Linked DNA regions of Homo sapiens: region 1 is linked to region 2. A link is a loop called in an ENCODE intact Hi-C map of the cell type or tissue named here. Cell type or tissue: heart left ventricle. All regions are shown on one strand. Each heading gives the region's core, and the rest is flanking DNA. Links, peaks and the distances in the headings are about the cores only. Region 1 overlaps RAPGEF5 (Rap guanine nucleotide exchange factor 5). Region 2 overlaps RAPGEF5 (Rap guanine nucleotide exchange factor 5).

What was found. Hi-C counts contacts between places; a loop is a spot of excess contacts. Peaks named below come from ENCODE experiments on the same cell type or tissue, not always from the same donor. Only the 100,000 strongest peaks of a DNase experiment are listed, where the experiment ranks them.
Region 1: a loop joins it to region 2, with 2.9 times the contacts of the local background. A loop is called at or near these places in 7 of 110 quality-filtered maps.

Annotation. Positions count from the first base shown.
Region 1 is chr7:22,126,358-22,129,167 of GRCh38, reverse strand. All of the region lies in intron 24 of RAPGEF5 (Rap guanine nucleotide exchange factor 5), which reads left to right. Among named protein-coding and RNA genes, the nearest start is that of CDCA7L, 180 kb to the right of the region's middle. In heart left ventricle, for the core only: no CTCF peak of the experiment used is centred there; no DNase peak of the experiment used is centred there; H3K27ac peaks cover 1,996 bases.
Region 2 is chr7:22,215,949-22,218,758 of GRCh38, reverse strand. All of the region lies in intron 9 of RAPGEF5 (Rap guanine nucleotide exchange factor 5), which reads left to right. Among named protein-coding and RNA genes, the nearest start is that of RAPGEF5, 140 kb to the left of the region's middle. In heart left ventricle, for the core only: no CTCF peak of the experiment used is centred there; no DNase peak of the experiment used is centred there; H3K4me3 peaks cover 2,500 bases; H3K27ac peaks cover 2,500 bases.

The DNA.
Region 1 (2,810 bases), core at 247-2,746, 90 kb after region 2:
AAAAAAAAACCTGAACAAGTCCATAAAGTCACAAATGGGAACAAGCTGTGGAAAGCTTGTTCCCACCTTCCTTCTGACCAGCATCTGTGGCCCTCCCCTGCTCTCTCCAGTAATCCAGCAGAAGCCTCTTAACGCCAGCTCTCAAATATGCCAAGACTGCCAACTAACCATAGGGCTGGAAATGAAGGAGGTCTAAATGATATGACTTCTATTAGGGTCAATCATCATACCCTTAATTCTTTGAGAAAGTTTAAGGGAATAGCATGGCATAAATAATATTTTAAATTCCTAAAGAGAAATTATATTTTATAAAAGAATGAAGAAATGGGTGCAGTTCAGCATGCACACAGCACTCACATAGCGCACACGCAAGCCCGTCAGGCAGGCACGGGCTCTTCATTTCCTCAGAGGGCAGGCTCCACACCTGGGACTAGTGAGCTCCTGGTCCACAGCATGCCTCATGCTGACCCCTCCTTACACAGAGTAGACAGGATAAAACTGTGTCCAGGACAAAAAGCAGTTTTATGTCATATATAGCATTGTGTTACACTTGGATGCTGGAGAATGAGACTGACCTTTCTAGGAGAAACACTATTTTCAAGGAATATTTCTTAGTAAAGGACTGGGTTTCTCTAAAGGTAAAACAGGATCATCTTTCACGATAATGAACCAATAGAACCTAAGTGAATTAACTTGTGAAAAGTCAATTCCTCATGATGGATATTAACTTAAGCCAGCTAACAGATAATTCAGTGTATTATCTTTATCTGACTGATGCAGGCCAGTACACTGAGTCAGACCCCATGAAAATCCAGAAGCCCTCATCAGGTCTAATGAGATTTCTGTTCTTTATGCTACATTCCTTGCTGCCTCAGCTACTGGAAATGTTTTCATCTCAAACTGTTTCATAAAAAGAAACAAATGGTTTCTTTTCTTCTCTTTATCCCTCGATGTTAAGAGCATCATCTTTTACCCTGTCTACCCCCTCCCCCTTTAGAAAGCCTAAAGATGAAGACCAGAACTCAGGTTTCAATGCCACACCCACTACCCAGCCTTACATCAGTTTGAGCCTTGCACAAGCTACGCAAATGGCATATGATAGAAATCAATGTGACGCCAGAGCTTAAAATGAGAAAACTGACCTGGGAAAAGTGGTAAAATCTGGGGAAGGAAACTGAACAATACATGCACAGACATGAGTCAGGTCTCATTTCCTTTACAAATGCAGCTTGAGCTACTGCAATAATCACTGTCCTATTCAATTTTCCACTATCGAATAGAAGTGCATTAGAAATACGGTTATGACAACAATTCAATCAGTAGGTCATATTCCAATAATATTTCTGTATTTCTTCTGAATTTTAAGTAAGAACATATTTTAGTGTTTAATATTCTTTCAGCAATAATTCATTGAGGGTTTGCTGTATATGGTGATCCTATGCTCAGTGTGTATAGTTGGGACATGAAAGATGTTGACCCAAATTGGAGGCCCAGATATGAATGATATTAATTCTTGAATAATAGGATGATGTTTGTATTGTGATATGAAACAAAGTAGAGAGCTACTGTTGATTCTCAAGAGAACTAGAACATGAAGACAATAGTATTTAGAGATTATTCTGGCAATTAAGCCAGCTAGCATAGCATTTTGGAAGAGAACATACTGCACTCTAGTTCCTCTTATGGCATATACGTATATGCTTCCAAAATGCTACTTCCTTCAACATGAAAAACTAAAAGTGGTAGAGACAGCTCACTCTTGCAAGTACAAAAGTATAAGATGATGGGATCTTGTCCAAAGCAGCTGTACATTTAAGAAGACTTTTGCCGGCCAGGTGGGGTGGCTGATGCCTGTAATCCCAGCCCTTTGGGAGGCCAAGGTGGGTGGATCCTGAGGTCAGGAGTTCAAGACCAGCCTGACTTGAACATGGTGAAACCCTGTCTTTACTAAAAATATAAAAATTAGCTGGGTGTGGTGGCATGCCTCTGTAATCCCAGCTACTCAGGAGGCTGAGGCAGGAGAATCACTTGAACCTGGGGAGTAGAGGGTGCAGTGAGCCGAGATCACGCCATTGCACTTCAGCCTGGGTGACAGAGTAAGACTCCATCTCAAAAAAAAAAAAAAAAGAAGACTTTTGCCTGGGAATCAGTGAGGACTTCAAGGAAAGAAATTAAATTAGAATATTGAAGACTGTACGTGAATATAAACTATGAACAGAAAATGGTCTCTAAAGATGTTGATGTTGGCCGGCCACAGTGGCTCACACCTATAATCTCAGCATTCTGGGAGGCCAATTTGGTTGGATTATCTGAGGTCAGGAGTTCGAGACCAGCCTAGCCAACATGGTGAAACCCCATCTCTACTAAAAATACAAAAATTAGCCAAAATTAGCCAGGTATGATGCATATGCCAGTAATCCCAGCTACTCAGGAGGCTGAGGCAGGAGAATTGCTTGAACTGGTGAGGCAGAGGTTGCAGTGAGCCAAGATCACACCACTGCACTCCAGCCTGGGTGACAGAGCAAGACTCCGTCTCAAAAAACAAAAAAAATGATGTTAATGTTTTAGAAAATGTTCATCTTTTGTCAGTATCTCATTTCCAGTTACAATTTAAGATACTTGAACCTTTGAATCTACAAGAATTCCTACCTCCATTCAGCACATATGTGTAAGTCAATGTGTCTGACATAGTAGGCTCTGCACATCCAAAGCCCTCTGGTGGTACTTGGTCTAAAGAAGGAGAAAAGTTCAACAGCAATGACAGTGACACAAAGCCAATAGGTGCTGTACGAAGAGCAGTGGGGATGTTG
Region 2 (2,810 bases), core at 74-2,573:
GCTTGGAACTATTGAAAACTTTAGCACCTTGTTCAAGTTGTTAAAAGCACCCTGAAGTTTGACTATATCATAGACTGACGCCTAACCTCTGCTGTGTCCTTAGGATATTTGAGTATCCTAGTGTGCAGCTTAAATTTTTCAAAAATTTTCCTTTTGATTCATTTTAATTAGATGAGCAACAGTTTTCATATGCCATATTTTATTGATTTCAAGATGCACATTTCCCCCACAATAGTCTTAACAATTGATGATATGAAAACATGTCATAGTTTAATTGTGAGCATTTTTCTTTCCTTATGGTTCTTAAAATGAATGCTGTATCTTACAACTGATTGCAAGTTAGGTCCAGTAAACCAGTAACAACTTCAGGTATGGTAAGATCTTTCAAAAATCAAACAGTAGAACAGTAGGGTACCACTTCACCAAAGTTAGAGATCATAAGCTTTAGGCTTATGATTAAGGCTTATGACAAAACAACTTTGCACTTATTAAAAAGATACCTCTGTGTTGTCTTTGTTGTATATTTAGTTCAGTCCAGAATATTATAAGTAGTCACGGCCAATGAGATTATAATACTCTTCAAATCTGTAACTATAGAAATCTACACTTCCTGTGTCCTTGTGTTCTCACTGGGTGAGAGGAGGGGGTAGGGATAGCATTAGGAGATATACCTAATGTTAAATGACGAGTTAATGGGTGCAGCACACCAACATGGCACATGTATATATATGTAACAAACCTGCACATTGTGCACATGTACCCTAAAACTTAAAGTATAATTAAAAAAAAAAGAAATCTACATTGGGGCTGATAATTGTAAAGGCTTTTAACATGAGGCAGAAATTTAGTGATTGAAGATTTGCAGCTTTGCTCTGGTTATCTGCTCTGTCACCTTTAAACCTTCATTTCACTTGTAAAACAGAACACTAACATTTTTTACTTCTTGCGTGACTGTCATATCATGGGTGCATTAACAGCTCTGAAACGTTTTTGTTTCTGAGAGGAAAGATGGTGTGTAAATAAACATTGGAATTATGACTTTTTCTATGTAGACTTTCCTGTGAAGCTTAAAATAAGGAAAGGAATATTAGGGATCTTTCTTTCTAGTGATAAATATAAACAAAGCCATTCTGTCATCTCCCTTCTGCAGGATGACACCAGTGGAATCTTTCAACTCTCAAGGCTGATATTGATGTAGTCCTCCACTAAATGAATTATTTGGTACTAGATGGTTACAGTTTTTGCAGTAATTTATTAGGAATAAAAACCACCTGCTAATTCACTTCAATCTTTTATGTCTTGGGCATTTGATGTGCCTATACCTTTGCTTACCCCTTAAGTTCACAGTGTTCATGAAGGTGGTGCAGTGTTTTCGTTTTTCCTGTCCTCACTTTCTTTACAGTAGCAGTCATCTGCTCTTCATAGAAACTCAGTTCTGACACACAGCATGGACAGAGGAAACTGCAGTTTACTTAACGTAAACCTAGGTCTGCAGTTTCCTCTTCTTGTTATAACAATAATGACCAAACCCTGAAGTTACATACAGATTTCCTTTCTTTTATGATTTTAAAATGCTTCATCGACTTCATCCACCATTCCTGGGCCAAAGCTAGTTAAGTCGACAGTGATAAAATTTGAGTTAGAATCCAAGTTGCCTATTGAGTCATTCTTTTGACTAACCTTCATTACTTTCCAGTTCTAGAATGCCACATAGATGCCAAAGAGAGAGCTAATTTGTAGCACTACTGCACAGGCAAAGACATAAATTTGATAGAATAAAGCCTTTGTTGCTGGTACATCTTGTTACAAATTGAAGGGGATTACAGCTTTCTCAGTAGGCATTTCTAATATTTTCTTAACTGCTAAATGCTGTGATTATAAATGCATGCCATTAGAGAAATGCTTCACTCTATGCTTTTGCCAAGGTGTTTCTGAAATTTAAGAAGTTAAATGTATAATTATCGCAAGCTTCTCAGGAAGCACTCCATTTTTCTATTTTCTATTAACTAGCTGTAGGCACAATGAGCAAGCACTCATTCCTATGTGTTGAAAATTATTATGGGAGGACTTTCAGAAGGGGAAAGAAATGGGCTGTGTCTTCTAAACATTATGATAGTAGAGTTAACATTGAGTTGTTGGTTCTTTAAAGAAATTATCTCTGATGTAGGCATTGTATTTCCTAGCCTTAATTCTGTGACTGTGCCAACAGAGCAAGGGACGTGTGTTATCAGATGGGGACCTTTGAGCTTGACCCTGAAGAATGACTAATGGTCATAGAAGAAGGCAGGGGACAGCATTTCAGGCAGAGGGACCCATGGGAAGATACATGACTGCAGTCCTGGTGATTCCTAGGGAATGGAGAGGGGTGGGCTGGGAGTCAGCCTAAAATTCCATTATGAAAGACTGGTAAGCTAAAAAAGTCTACCAGCTACCCTAAGGAGCTTAAACTTGCCTTTTGGTCAAAGGAAAGCCATCAAAGAAGGGAAGTGGCATAATCAGATGTGGCCTTTGTAAGATCTCTCTGGCATTGCTTTAGAGGAAGAATTGAGTGAAGAAGAGGGAAATGTTGGAAAGAACCTTTAGAAAGCTACCATAGTGAGTCAAGTGAGAGGTGCCAGCCTGAACTGGGGCAATGACCATAAGAACTGAGGAGGGAGTAAATGTGGAAAGTCATTTACACAGTAAAATTGACAGAATTCAGTGACTAGCAATGGGGGATGTGCATGCTATTTTATATTAAGCAATTTGTAAGGATTCTTTGGTATAGTGGCAGACATAAGAATGTTGTGTTTCTTACCACCTTTGCCAAA